Linked DNA regions of Homo sapiens: region 1 is linked to region 2. Evidence: chromatin loops called from intact Hi-C (ENCODE). Cell type or tissue: mammary epithelial cell. All regions are shown on one strand.

Region 1 (8,000 bases), 710 kb before region 2:
ATGTTTATGACAACCCTCTGTGAAAGGTATCATTCCACCAGTTTTACACATGAAGATACTTAGTATCAGAGAAGTTAAATAGCATATTCAAGGTCATGTGATAAGCAAGAGGTGGAGTTAGGATTTGAACTTAAATCCATCTGTTACCAAAGTACATACAGTTATTCTCCACAACACTGCACCATCCTCCTGGTTTTAAAGTAAGAAGGAATCTTGGAGATCCTTCTTGTGGATATAATTCATGCATTCTCTTGGGAGGTAAAAAAATACTCTTTATGTATAAAGTGCAGACATACATACAGTGCATATTCAGTTGTACAGTTTAACTGTGGCATTGATATTTTATGATGGAGGGTGACATGGGAAAAGAGTCTAAAAAGGCTCTGTAGGGGTGTGATCACGGAAAAAGGTTGGGAAGCATTGATCTAACTCAAGCTCTTTCACTTTTTAGGGAACAGATGTGGAATGTTGGAGAGTGAAATGACTGCCCCAGTCACACGTCTAGTCAGTGATGTATATGCATGTGTGTACTTAAAAATAAATCCACTGTTTTTAGGGGCAAAAGGCTCATGCACCACTTATCACTTTGCCAAGCTCAACAATCTTGTCCTCTCCTTTAACTCGATTTCTTTCTGGGTTTGTGCGTGGGCTTATTTATGCTCTCCCCCTTAAGCTGTGAATCACTAAATTTCAACTTCCTGGAGGTCAACAACAAGGAGTGAAATAGTCCCACCGCTAAGTCTTGACCCTGGAATATGTCATTTAAGCTGCGGTGTTTTGGGGGCACTCTTGAGCGGTCCACCTGGTGCTTCTAGAGCAGCAAGCAATGTATAGTAGGTGCTCAGAGTTATGAATTAATGCGTGAATATTGACAGTAGCAGAAAGAAAAGGGCTCAGAAGGACTGAGAACTGCTTGTCTTTTAAATTATTAAGTATTAGTTAAATTTATTTCACATGGAAACAAGCAACACTGGCTCATTTGCTGGCTGTCGGACATCTGCTGTTGAGCTAAAAGTGGCCTGAGGTCTTGAAGAAAAGTTGGGCACCAAGCAGAGCTCTTATCTTGGGGTCAGGTACTCCACTAGGTCTTGAATTCTGTTACTGCTAGTGAGCTGAGAAGGGACACCCTTAGCTTGTTTGGGGCCAGACAAGATTTCATCATGAAGGAATAATGTTAAGGAAGCCCTTAAACAGTTTTACTTACACTTTTCCTACGCATCAACACACAATCATTAAATCTGTTGAAGATAGAAGAGGGATTTTTTTTTAACCTACTGACATAAATGATTCTATTACATTTAATGTATATGTGCTATTTCCATGTATTTCCCCCCTTCTCCAGCCCCACATAAGAATGCAGTAATATGTTTTCTTTCCACAATCTGCCTAGTCTATTTCCATGGACCAATGTTATTACTTTCATGGGCATTTTTCTAAAGTTTCTTTATGTTTATAAAGCATATTATGTTATTTTTAGATAATAGGTATATTACTATTAGATAATAGATAGTAATAGATATATTAGGCTGGGTTTGGTGGCTCATGCCTGTAATCCCAGCACTTTGGGAGGCCGAGGCAGGCAGATCACCTGAGGTCAGGAGTTCGAGAGCAGCCTGGCCAACTTGGTGAAACCCCGTCTCTACTAAAAAATACGAAAATTAGCTGAGTGTGGTGGTGCGTGCGTATAATCCTAGCTTTTAGGGAGGCTGAGGCACAAGAATCGCTTGAACCTAGGAGGTGGATGTTGCAGTGAGCCGAGATTGCACAACTGCACTCCAGCCTGGGCGACAGAATGAGACTCTGTCAAAAAAAAAAAAAAATGTTATCCTCTCTCCGCTGTAACTAAAAAGTACCATATTATGCATATGGTTCCATACCTTTATTTTTTTCTCCAAATAATTTATCTTGGAAATGCTCTGCATTGGTAGTATATGTATTTGTGATGTGGTTAATTTGTTAAATTGTACTTTCTAGGAAGTGTGTCAATTTATACTTAGAGTAGAAATGTTATGAGTGCCTGTTTCTTCATAACTTTGCCAAGAGGGTGTGAACAAAGTTTTAAATTTTGCCAGGCTGAAAGGTAAATATAATATTTTGATGTCAGTTTAGTTTTCATAGCTCTAATTTTGGGTGAAGTCAACCATCTTTCCTGTGTTTAAAACCATTTTTTAAAAAATGTGTGAATCATCTAATAACATTCTTTGCAATACTGAGTTGTTGATTTTTCTTATTGATTTCTAGGAACTATTTATTTATTATAAAGAGTCTCTGATATGAGGTTACAGATGTTCCCATTTGACATCAGTGATATTAAATATTACATAATTAAAATTTTATTTTTAGAATTTGCTAGCATGATGAATTGACATTGCTGAAAAAGATTACTTGACATAATCACACTATTTATTGTCTCATATTAAAAACAAATAGGATACTTACAAAATAATTACATCTACAGATGGAACTACAGCACCCCATTTTACATTTATTTGCATTGAGACCAGTAAACTGTTCAGAGAACTAGCTGCTTGTGCTGGGGTAGAAATAATTTTGCCATTTATTTTACCAATGGTCCCTAATAAACAAATGACAAATCTAGAACGTCCAAATTTCTAAGTTTGCCCTTATGATCAACTGCCAATTGAACAAGAAACTTAACAAGGTTATGTTCATAACTTGGCAAAGTGTCTAGCATATAGGGCTTGAAAAACGTTTATTTATTATAGAGATAATATACTGAACTGCCTTTCTACCTTATTGTGCCTCAATGTAGTTACTAGAGTAGAAAAGATTTCCACTCTTGGCTGCCATTCACAGGGCTCAGCTAAGAAGTTCCCTCCCTAGCTTACATTGAACTATATGAAATTGCTGCTTTATTGGTCAAAAATGGTTGACTGTTGGCACTTTCATACGGTTCAATCTATATCTGAAAGCCTGATGCAGTTAGAGAGGATTCAGCTGTCACAGCAAAAAGCTAAAAATTTTCAATACTGGGTGGACTGGAGTTCCTAGTCTCCTCACATGTCTATGTGGGAAGTGGGGTGTCACAGCTCTCTTGCTGGAAGCGAGGACTGCAGTATTCAGCAAACACCACAAGAGGGGGCATTTCTCTTGGAAATGTGAAGACTGATGAATGCTTTTCAGACTAAGAACCGGTACAGTCAGTCTGGGGGGTGTGCCAACAGGCTAGCAATAAACATCGAGTTGGGAAGAAGAGGGGCCAGTGATTACATGTTAAGCCATTGTCTGTCTCAGAGGGAAAGTCAACAGCTTTCTGTCTGGCAGCCTTAAAGCTAGTAATGCTGAGAACAGGCAAGCCAAAGTGAAGGGAGATCATAGCAATTGTGATTTTTGCAGCCAGAATCAAAACATCAAAAGTGACAAGTAGAAAGGGCTGAAGGTGCGCCTCTTACATATTTGAAAATGTCAGCTTCTTGGGAAAATTCGAGATGATGTAAGAGCTCTGCTGCATTTGCCGGTTGAATGGCATATTCCTGTTGGAAGTTCTGGCTGCCTTGCTAAAAATGCAGTGCACTCTAGCAATCGGCCCTGTGCACAGATGTTACACAGCCTTTACATTAAGCAGATAATGCAGAAAATATTTTCCTTTGTATTGGCACAGCTGTTACCATCTTCAACTCAAAGACTGTGCAGCTCTTGATTAATAGGAGATTTGTCTTTTGTTTGGCTATGAAAGTTAGCTCTAAATGAGAGACTTGGCTGCTCTTTCGCTTGTGTAACACCACATGGTAAATGAGTGCAGAGCAAGGGAGGTCCAGACTTCTGGGGCTGGCTTGTACAATCAGTCTCCCATTGACCAAGAAACTCTGCAACAGCCAAGCCCCCTATATGAGAACATTAAGTGGCCCTAAAGAAATTGCTCAACTAGAGGGGTTCTTATTAGAAAATTAAGGAAGAAAAAGGACAATATGACAAATTACGATATACTCTCATAACATTGAATTTAGCAGTCCCAGCCTTTTTTCATTGCCCAGCATCCTAGGTCAATTAGAATTCAGTGATTCTTGGATTCAGTTAGTGAATTGTTATAATTTGACTCTGAGATAATAAACAGGTAATTATTTCTCTTCTGTACTCCCCTCTCCCCACCCCAAATCCTCCAAAACATTTAAGCTAACTGGGGTGTTTTGCTATGGTGGTTTGTTGGAATTCTTTCTCCTCCACATCCAAAATAAACCATCATGTTTTTACTTGTTTTTCTGAGAAAGCAACACAGATGTTACGTTAAAAAATGTGAGCTTTAGCTTGTTATTGTGTATAAGCATGAAAATGGCTGTCTTATACATTGTAGCAAGTGTAAGCTGTCCTATCTCATGCTGAAAGGAAGCAACTTACCAGTAATGCTGGTGCCAGATTAAGATTCTCAGTGCATCACAAATGAATTACCATGTCTGTTATTTTAAAGGAGAAAAGAAAATGGCAAAAAAAAAAAAAAAAAAAAAAACCCACAAGAAACAAACAAAACCAACCAAAGCCAAGAAATATAAGAAGGGGGACATTGGGCCAGACTTTGCTAAAAGGTACATAACTCACTTTAGATTATCAGCTGGATAGATTATCCTGTTTCATTTCTAAAACAGATTTTGCAAGTGAGTAGTGAACAAGGAATCGTTGATTGCTCTTTTGGCTGTTTGAGTTCTTATGGCCCAGAGATGAGAATATTCAGATAACAGGTCTTTCATATTTTGTGTGTGTTCCACAAAACCACATGTGAAGAGAAACATTTTAATATATTGATTTGTCATAATAAGTGCTCAATAAATGTGTTATTGAAACAATGAATTAAAGGGAATCTTAGGGAACTCTACTACATATAGTGTGTGAAGTGCATCACAGATAATAAATACAATAAATAGGGTCTGGGAGGTGGATAGAGATGGTTTCTGCTGGGGAAAAGGGTGGAAAACAGTGGATGTCTTCTTCCAGCTGCAAGTCCTTGAAATATGAGCCGTAGCTTCCTCTTCCCCACAAGTTTCACTTTAATTCCTAGATAAAATAAGAGAAAAACAGATACGTGTTGAGGGCTGAGTTACAGAGGTCTTGTATGTTCAAGATCTGTGTCTTTTTCAAACATTCCCCGTATTTATCCTGACCATCGGCTTGCATCAATAAGCCAGAGATAAGCTTTGCAAGAAGTGGAAAGGAGAATTTATCAGGGAACAGAGATGGTGGAATATCAGAGAGACATTGTATTAGTGAGGGTTCTCTAGAGGGACAGAACTAATAAGATAGATGTATATATGAGAGGGAGTTTATTAAGGAGAATTGACTCACACGATCACAAGGTGAAGTCACACAATAGGCCATCTGCAAGTTGAGGAGCAAGGAAGCCAGTGGTTGATCAATCCAAATCCCAAAACCTTAAAAGTAGGGAAGCTGACAGTGCAGCCTTCAGTCTGTGGCCAAAGGTCCAAGAGCCCCTGGCAAACACTGGTCCAAGTCCAAGAGTCCAAAAGCTGAAGAACTTGGAGTCTGATGACTGAGGGCAGGAAGCATCCAGCATGGGAGAAAGATGAAGGCCGGAAGACACAGCAAATCTGGTCCTTCCATGTTCTCTGGTCTGCTTTATTCTGGCTGCTCTGGCAGCTGATTAGATGATGCCCTCCCAGAATGAAGGTGGGTCTCCTTCTAGTCCACTGACTCCAATGTTAATCTCCTTTGCAATACCCTCACAGACACAATGAGGAACAATACTTTGCATCCTTCAATCCAATCAAGTTGACACTCAATATTAACTATTACAGACACCCTTGGAATAGTCCAGAGGCTTTAATTGTAATCCTTTCTTGGAGATTACTCTGACCATATCTGTTCATGATGCTCTTCTATTAGCAAAGAAGAAGAGCCAGTGCTTTGTGATAAAGGCCCACCTGGGGCCAGTGTGTCAAAATTAGAGTAGAGGAGGTTTGAGTCAACAGGTGTTTTCCATTATTATAATTCGGCTCTCACCTGCACTCAGGATTAGCAAGACCTGCTTCAGGCATTCACAGCTGAGAGGAAAATGGAACATCTGGGTTGCAATTTTTCTTAGGTCTACATTTCAGAGTGATATTTTGTGTCAGTTTCCTTGAAATGGAAATAAAGTTTTGGTTCAGGGCATGTCTGTGTAGCTATTTGTATTTCACAGGAATGTGGGCTTTCTTACAAGGAACTAAAGAGTTTTAGAAATTCTCAGGTCTTGTTTATGAGGTTGTTAAGCCATCTGTGACATTATATGCATTTTCCACAAGGATTTCAAGAAAAGGAGATACGAGTGTGTTCTGCCCCATCGTATAACTCATTGTTGGGTCAACATAGGACTTAAATTCTTGTTAGTTTTCTAGATAAAAGTGGAGAGTGAGAGGAGGCTTAGAATGTTTAGTGTAATTGTTGTTCATTGGTTTTGTGCAGGAGATAGGGACTTCTGTGGATGCTTATGAAGAGTACTGAAGCACTGAGTAGAAATGGGATACAGTTCCTAGATGATTGTAAATATATATTTTTGTCTCTAAGTGAATTCCAAGGCCTGAAAGTGACATGATTTACTTTACTACAATAGAGCTGTCCTTAGTGAAACTCATGAGAACACTACGTTTTATCCTCAAGGATCAAGAGAGTGGACAGTAGAATTTCTCCCCTGCATCCACACCACTGACATTGTGCTTATTTGTCAAGGCCAGATCCTAAAATCTGAACATGCCATTGAGGCATGTGTGTCATGGCCACAGATACGTGTTGAGGGCTGAGTTACAGAGGTCTTGTATGTTCAAGACCTGTATCTTTTTCAAACATTCCCCGTATTTATCCTGACCATGTGTTTGCATCAATAATCCAGTTTGCAGCACCCTTCTAATAGCCTATTCTCTAAATATTTTAGGATTTTAGCCTGATGCTAACTTCCTGCCTTAGAAGAGGAGAAAGGGGAAAAGAATAGAAGGGGAAAATTTGAATTCTCTTAAATTTTCTAAGGATAATGAGGTTATGATTTCATGAAGATACAGTGTTTCTCTGGGGGCATCAGTCAGGCTAGACAATTGTTCTTCCTACTAAATGGAACCAGATATTCATAGGGGCATAAGGATGCTTTCCAATTTCATGAGTTCTACAGCTGGCATACAAAGACTATGGTTTCTCTAGAATCTAGAGATTCTCCTCCAAGAGGAGTCTGAGGTAATGCTGGAATTATAAAGCTCTGAAGTTAGAAGTCTAGAAGTTACAAGCTTCTAGGTCAATTTCACTAATAAAAATCTAGAACACAAACAGGACTGTCTCTGCCTGGAGCTCTCCCTCCTTGATGAACCAGTGCCTGATCCCTGGCCTCTGTCTGCTCTGGTGTCAGGCCATTCTAACTTGGCTTGACTACAAGGCAACTTCTTGTTCCACGCTGTGTCCAACCTTCTCTGACCTATGCCAAACCCCTGTGCCACTCATTGCCAACACTGACTATGTCTGTCCCCATTGCCTGCCTCAGATGAGGCTAGCAGTTTGCTTTTCCAGAACACACTCATATTTCTTTTGCTATAGTACAAACACATGTTGTTCAATGTTAAGAAAGATGATATTTGAAAATCAAACCCTCACATCTGATGGACTAGGCAGCATTCCTTGTTCTAGATGGGAACAATAAGCTTAGCTGACCAGGTGAGGATGCAAGGCCTGTGGCAGTAGCCTGGCGCTGGAGGTTGGGATGGTAGATGGAGTCAGGGTGGGTCACAGTTCAGTGCCAGCTGGAGCCCAGGTCATAATAGCCTCATGGAAAATTCCTTGGAGTTAGGGTTTTATCTGGAGACTGATGTAGTAGCTGCTTCTTTATTCCTGGTCACCCAAGTGTTCTCTGATTTATCCTTAATACCTAAAAGAGCCACCAAGATAAGTGTTGTTCCCTGGGAGAAGGATTCCTAGAGCTAAGTGTTCTTGGTTTCTGTGTCTAAACCAGAGTCAAGTCTGCCCTTGGCATGTTGAACGTCTGTGGAATCTGATTCCTCTTAGGAGAATGCACA
Region 2 (8,000 bases):
TATGAGCCTTGGATTTCTGTAGCAGCAGCTTGGGGATATTTAACCATTATACGAAGGTGAAAGTACTGTCATCAGGAATAAAAGCCTCTAAAATCTTTATTTGGCAGTTGTGCTTGGTTTTATGTAGAATTTCCTTATTGAGTTACTGTTGAATCTCAGAAATGTATAACTTTTCCCTTCATCTTTAGTTCATAATAAATGCATGTGAAAAAAAATTCTGTGTAATGTGTAAACATCTAAATAATGCTAGCAGCCAAAAATTGTCTAATGCTTGTTGTCTCCCGATAACTATGCCAAGTATTTTATTATTTAACCCTTAGAAGAGTTTTATGAGCAAAATTATCATCTCTAATTTTCTGTCTTAGTCTGTTATCTGCTGCTATAATAGAATACCACAAATTAGGTAATTTATAAAGGAAAGAAGTTAATTTGGCTATGGTTCTGGAGGCTGGAAAGTCCAAGAGCATGATGTTGGCATCAGGTGAGGGCCTTCTTGCTGCTTCATAACATGGAGGAAGAACAAAATGAAGTTGAAAGATATTTCTTTTTCTTATTGCTTAGGATAATACAGCTGATAATGGTGGAGCCAGAACTTAAGAATGGACAGTCTGACTCCAGAGCTCATCCTCTGAACCACTGTGCTTTCTGCCTCTCCAAGTGTACCCTGAATGCTACTTTATTAACTTCCTCTTTACCTCATCAGCACCCTTGCTTCCTCATCAGCACCACAAACTACAATAGACTAATTTCTCCAGGACCCTAAGAGATATTGGGCCATGATAGATTTAACAAGATTTTATTAGAAAAAGCACCTTTTCTTATGTCCACTTGAATAGCCAATAAAATAAAAAACTCAAAATAAAGGCAGGAGGATAGAGGAGGAACCTGTCTTTCCTGACATCTAGCAAAATAATCCCTTTTAGCATAGCTGGTCATATGAAACTCAGCTCCTGGTTAGCTGTCTAATGTGCAGCTCCCCAAGATTACACAGCATAGAGAAGGTATCCAACTTGTCATTTGCTAGGCGCCTGAGAGGGTTTGTGCATATATGAAAAGAAACAATTTTTTAGGGGTCACTGTCTTACAAGTCCTAATACTGCTTTAGAAAATAATGGGCATATAAGAACATTATAGTTTTGCTGTAAGTATAAATCTGATTAAAACATAAGATCAAGACACTTCGGGGAGAAGTGAATGGTGAATCCCATTTTTTTTGTAATTTAACAAATATTTATTAGACATTATGCCAGTGATTTTTCTAGATACTGCACTGAGACATTTTCCACCTTTAAGGAGGTGTAGAAAATGAACTTCACACATAATGTAGATCAGAATGTGAGAGATAGAAAGTTACTACTGAGATTACAAAGTAGGGAGTGATTGCATGTGATGGGGGGCATCAGGCAAAGTTTGGCATTTGAATGAATCTTCAGGATGAGCTAGGCAGCCCCACCCCAGCACTGAAGACAGGACTAGCTTGCCTACCTGCCCTGTCTGGTATTCACTGATGCCATGATGGGGGGAATCTTTAACACCAGAAGAGGACTTGTACTTCACTGAGAAGGTGGGTGATACATGCTGCCCCAAGGTTTGTCCTTGATAGAATGTGGGCCAGAGGGAGGGTAGAGGAAGAATGTGGTTCAAAGATGAGTATAAGATTTGGAGTCTTAAGAAACTGGGAATTTGATATCATTAACAAATATAGGGATCAGGAGAAAGAGTTTGTTTTTATTCTTACCTGGAAATTCTCATCTACTCTCAGGGGAAACTGCAAATTGAGTGCCTGTTTGCTTTATGAGTTAGTGTACTTTTGGTGTGGCTATTAAACAGAAAGAAGTAATGCATGAATTCCAGGCTGTTGAATCTTCAGTGCAGAAGAGAGACTAGTAATTAAACATTCTGTCAGCTGAAACAGGTGTTCTGTTTGTTTATTACTCACTGATTATTTATAGTGGATTCGAAACTCTCAGTCGAGATAGCCTGTATGGTCAGCAGTGATCTCCAATACTTAATTATTTTCTTAGATGTTTATACTTTGTTTTAGGTGTATAAATTATTTGAAAAGTTGTTTTTTATTTAATAAAGTGTTTGCAACTCCCTTGATTAGAATTGTTTGACTTCAAACTGGAGACTTTTGAGACGAAATTTCGTGAGAGAGCCGTGGAACTGAGTGGGAGGAAAGGAAGATGAGTTTCCATAAATGGTGTATCTAGAATTAGCGAGAAAGTAGACTCACAGCACAAACAATCCTGACCAAGTTTATGGTGCTGCCAGGGCACATGGACTTTCTCTCCTCTTGCCTGTCTATGCGCTTACTAACTTGGCCATGCCAGACTTAACGCTTGTCTAAATTGCTTAAGGGGCCAGGACCACTTGTCTCCCTCATTTTTTCTTTGTGCCATAGCATCTTCTTGCCTCTGTTAAGTGTCACATGTTAATAAAGGAATCTGCATGGGAGATCAGCATGTGTTTGAGTATCAGCATTTGCATGTACAGCTTTAGATTTCCAGATTTACAAAGGACACTTTCCTGCAGCATAAGGACTAGTTCTTTAAAGATGAAACAAAGAGACATTCATTTGTGGTCCTCGAAACAAATTGGGCCTGCTAGCCCATTTGGACAGGAGCACTGATGCTTTCCAAGTGGGCTTCCAAAGTGTTTCATCTTCACCTTCAAAGCCAGGCCATAAATTGTGGAATTGTTTTCACTGTCCCTTAATATGAGGCATAGCTTTTGCTCCAATGCTTAACCTATTTCAATGCCCCTGTGTAGCTGGCTAGATAATATTTTGTTTCTTAGATTTTCCTCCACCACCCCTATTCATTACCCTTAGTTTAAGTTTGACAGCATGCAATTACCTTTTAAAAGCCATACTTATTTAATTTTGGCTCTGATTTTTGAGGCACAAGAATTTGAGCATTTATTTAATTAAAAAGTTTATTGAACTTTTTTCATCTCTAGTCTGAATTACAGAACTTTACATCTCTTCTAGTCAAGTGGCTGTTAACGAGGAACACGCACCAGAATCAAAATTTACATGTCAGGTCCTTCTATAGATTCAGGAGTCAGAAGACAGAGAGATACTTAATGGAGAAACAGCATAACAGGCACTTATACTAAAGAGCACAGGCTCAGAGCTTTCCACCTGGCCCCGCCTCTTGTTTGAGCAAATTTCTCAACCTCTCTGTGCCCCAGTTTCCTTACCTATAAAGTCGGGATAATCATAATATCTGCAACGTAGGGTTCTTGTAGGGACTAAGTGGGTTAATGTCAAGTGCTCTGAACACTTTTGGCATGTATTAATGTTACTGCTACTGGGAAGCTTTTTTAAAGCTTCTAATGGTCAATCCCAGTTGAGAGCTTGATTTCGTCTTTTTATGTTATAACTGAAAAAGCTGAGGCTCAGGGAAGGTTAAATGACCTTTTTGGAGTCACAAAACTAGGAAGGGGCAGGCTTGGGAAAAGAGTCCATATCTCCTGAAATATCCACTCTTCTTGATTTGCCACTTTACTTTTCACAAGTGAATGTTACACTTAACTCTGCTCTTTATCATGAGGATGAAATATCTGTACTTCAGTTTCTTGCCAAAGAACTTAACTTTGTCCTCTCCACTGGGCAGGTCTTGACACAAGCTCTTCGAAGAAATAAGATTTATGAAGAATTGTATGAAGGATTTGGAGTTTCTTTGTTCATCACAGAGCTTCCCAACTTGGCAGACAGAGGAAAGGATAATATTTGTATTATGTTATATTGGCATTGAATTAGATTATGTTGGATTGCCACCTATGGATGAGGCTGGTCATTGCTGGAGGTGACAGGCCCCACCCAGTCTCCAAGGGTTGACAGAATCAGCATCTCCTGACATGTTTAAGAGAACTAGTCCAGCAAGTGTAGTTTTAAAAAAATGTTCAACAAAACTATATACAAAAATATTTATAAGTGGTATTTTTAATTATATGCTTTATAAGTACAAATTTACATTTATAAACTTATCAGGGAGAACAGTGAGACAGTTTTGATAAACTCAAAAATGTGGATAACAGTTGCAGAACAGTATCAGTAACATACCTAATTTATTTCTGTATTTTGTTTTGGTTGTATGACATTTGGAAAATCCTTATGCAGCTGCAAAAGGTTTTAATTTTTAACAAGCTCATTTTGTCTTGATATCCCCTTGAATTAATCTTAATAGAAACTGGAAATAATTTTTTTGCCTCAACATTGAATTCATAATAATACAGCTATTCACGTGCCTCATAATAGATATAAAAGTCAGACCAGAAGCACCCAAAACTTAGCATCAGTACCAGTCAATGATGTCACTTTATCATGATGCAACGCGGTAGGCACTTTAGTATTATACAGCTGTCTATTAGATCATGGTGAGGGTGTGTGCCAACTAGTTGTACCTGCTCTTGGCCTGGCATTTGTTTGAGCATGATGGATGTGTAGGTCATTTGTACAGTTTTATATGAACGGACATGTGCAGACTTGAATTTCCAAAAGAATACCAACGCAGAGTTACAACTTTCCTAATCGGTGACTCACTTATACAAAGAGATAGCAGGAGATACATTTGTCTAGTGTCAGCACTTGAAGCAACTTAATGTAGATGTGGTCATCAGTAAGTTAACATTTGTTGTGCTATATATTTGCCTGCATTTCCTATTATTTGTTTTTGTACTTAAAGGCTAAGAAGTCTTTAAATACAAAATATTCATATGGAAAATTGATGGAACCCCTAAAGTACTTCTTCAGAGCCTAATTTGGTAGCCACTGTTCCAAGGAATGTGCCATTTATCCCTGGATGCAGCAATATTATCAGAAAGCCTTGTGCATTAACCACATAGCTATTTGCCCTTGTAGAATTCCAGTACTTGGGCCCCAGGTGATCCCTTGACCGTGCATTGCACATAGAGTATGGCTTTTAGGAGGAACCACAGGAAGACGCTCCTTCCGGCATTAGAGCTGGGAAAAACAGAACTTCTCTTAAGCCCAGGACCTGGTTTTACTCTAATGAATACTCAATTTCGTAATGTTGTATTTCCCTATGTTCACTACTAAGAAGTTATGAGTCAGCTTTGCATCCAACATTAGCAGCTCTGCAGGATCTCACTTTCAGGTTCATGTGTCTGTGGAAAAACTACTCCTGGGTTGATTTTTTCTTCACTTACCTTGAACTTTATATCTATTTTTGTCTTGTGGTGTTGCATATATTTTTGCCAGCAGCCTCAAACTTTTTGGGGAAAGAGGTAGAAGCAAATGTTTCTCATGCTCTCTGTTTGACTACCCTTAAAATCACAGAAGGAACATTGCTTAGTCACCTTCTTTTTTCAGTTTGTATAGCAATCGTTATTTTTATTATCAAAGTGGCTCACTTGGGAATGCTGATATTTTGGATATCTAATGCATTTCCATTGGAAAGGAGAATCTGGTCCCTTCTCTTAATGGCCCTGCAAAGAAATTAGTGGATGCACAACAGTTTCCTGGACTGTCAGTAAACATTAAAGTCAGCAAATACTCAAAATCATGATTTCTAGCAACTTTTAGCTTGATTGACATCTTTGTTGAAAGTTTTTTAAAATGTGATTTTTCTTATACCCATTCTTGGTAGGAATTTACTTTGGCATTGAATTAATTGCCCCGCCTTTAATTATTTGAAGACAGGAAACATTCAGCAACTTGCCTGGATATGTGTTTCATATGCAGAGGTTTGTATTACCTGTATTTTGCCTGCTTAATAAATCACAATTTAAAAGTATTGGTTCTGACTTTTAAACCTCCTGTGAGGTATGCATCTGCTTCATTCTCTCTTTTTTTTTTATTATTTATTATACTTTAAGTTCTAGGGTACATGTACACAATGTGCAGGTTTGTTACATATGTATATATGTGCCATGTTTGTGTGCTGCACCCATTAACTTGTCATTTACATTAGGTATATCTCCTAATGCTATTCCCTCCCCCCTCCCCCTACCCCACGACAGGCCCCGGTGTGTGGTGTTCCCCTTCCTGTGTCCAAGTGTTCTCATTGTTCAGTTCCCACCTATGAGTGAGAACATGCGGTGTTTGGTTTTTTGTCCTTGAGATAGTTTGCTGAGCATGATGGTTTCCAGCTTCATCCATGTCCCTACAAAGGACATGAACTTATCCTTTTTTATGGCGAATAGGAACACTTTTACACTGTTGGTGGGACTGTAAACTAGTTCAACCATTGTGGAAGACAGTGTGGCGATTCCTCAAGGATCTAGAAATAGAAATACCATTTGACCCAGCCATCCCATTACTGGGTATATACCCAAAGGATTCTAAATCATGCTGCTATAAAGACACATGCACACGTTTGTTTATTGCAGCACTATTCACAATAGCAAAGACTTGGAACCAACCCAAATGTCCAACAATGATAGACTGGATTAAGAAAATGTGGCACATATACACCATGGAATACTATGCAGCCGTCTGCTTCATTCTCTACCTGAGTTCCTGATAAACCTCTTGATAAATTCCCAGCCTTGAGCATGAAGGAACATTCTTCTGGAAGCAGTTCATCATGCCATTGTTGTTCATTCCTTTCTTTTCCTCCTCTCCCCTGCTTTCCTTTCAATGTCTGCCTAACAGTACCAGCGTTTCCTTGGCTTGTGTAGACAGTAATGATATATCTGTTGTGAGTCTTTCTGGATTGCTTTTATTTCTTTACAGGGCTGTTCATTTGTACCTCATTGTTATTACACAGATGTAATGGTTTTTCTGACCTCTGATACTGCTAGACCAAGATGTACTCCATGGGTCCCACCACTGACAAATGTCCAGGGCAGAAGAATTTTAATACCACATTGAGGAGAAATGAGGAGATGCTTCCTAAATGATCTTGGATGGGAGCAGATTAGGCAGTCTTCCATTCTCCACTTGTAATGCTGTTAGTGTTTAAAACTTCCATCAGCAGGGTCCTCGGAGTGCTGCTGCCACACTGACACGGTTGCCAGGCTGTCTTACGATGGCTACAAGACCTTATATTTTCTGCCTCCTCTCCCCATAACTTCTCTGACTTTATCTCCCCTTACTGTCCTCCATCACTTCACTTCAGCCATAGTGGACTCCTTGGTGTTTCTTAAGTGCACCAGGCCTTCCACGTGCCTTACACCAGGTTTTCCTCCTCTGCCTGCACTGCTCCTCCCCTGGATCCTTCTGACTTGTTCCTTCATATCCTTCAGGACCTTGCTCATGTCACCTTCTCCATCAGCTTACTTCAGCCACCCTTTAAAAAATTGTAATCTGCCTCCACTTCACCTGGGCATTCTCAATCTCAACCCCCCTCCACCCCCCCACCCCGCTTTGCTTGTGCTATTGTCATAATACCATCCCCTAACATATTGTATAATTTGCTTATTTTTGCTTATTATAAGCAAAATCAGTAAATATTTTTGAATGAAAGAATAAAATGCTGCTTTATATGGCACAAAGGAAGGCTGGGTATGAGCCCAAATCCCTAATTGCGGAGGCATTTTTATCTTGATAGCCAAACTCATGACCTATTCCTGGGGTACATATTTCTCTCCCTCCCTCCCTTCCTTTCTCTCTCTCTCTCTCTCTCTCTCTCTCTTTCTGTCTCTGAGATGAGCAACTAAAATGTAGTGAATGTGGATTACTCAGTGCTGGGAAAGGCTGTGTTGAAAATGAAGGCTCTAGGATTTGCCACAAGAACAAACTTTATCCTCCCACATGATACATATTCTTCTCTATCATCCTGGATTTTTTTCATCTATTTATTGTTATGTGTATTTCTGTAACACATCAAGTCATTTTTGTAATGAAGCAGGCTACGAATAAATACATCTATTAAGCAGTGGTAAATAATCAGATACTTTTAGCCTCTGGCTCTTCATTGGTGACATCAGCAAATTAAACCAGAGATCAGAAATAAACAAGCAAGTGGCCATGTACCACCTCATTTCCTCTCTCCTGGCAGAATTGCTAATAAATAGATGAGAATACTCTT

The links. Hi-C counts contacts between places; a loop is a spot of excess contacts. Peaks named below come from ENCODE experiments on the same cell type or tissue, not always from the same donor. Only the 100,000 strongest peaks of a DNase experiment are listed, where the experiment ranks them.
Region 1: a loop joins it to region 2, with 17 times the contacts of the local background. A loop is called at or near these places in 2 of 110 quality-filtered maps.

Annotation. Positions count from the first base shown.
Region 1 is chr2:161,058,973-161,066,972 of GRCh38, reverse strand. No RefSeq gene overlaps it. Among named protein-coding and RNA genes, the nearest start is that of TANK-AS1, 97 kb to the left of the region's middle. RefSeq lists an enhancer at 6,657-6,826. In mammary epithelial cell, a CTCF peak has its summit at 3,093; a DNase peak (open chromatin) is centred at 3,102.
Region 2 is chr2:160,349,158-160,357,157 of GRCh38, reverse strand. All of the region lies in intron 2 of RBMS1 (RNA binding motif single stranded interacting protein 1), which reads left to right. Among named protein-coding and RNA genes, the nearest start is that of MIR4785, 55 kb to the left of the region's middle. In mammary epithelial cell, a CTCF peak has its summit at 3,802; DNase peaks (open chromatin) are centred at 4,447 and 5,047; H3K27ac peaks cover 1,981 bases.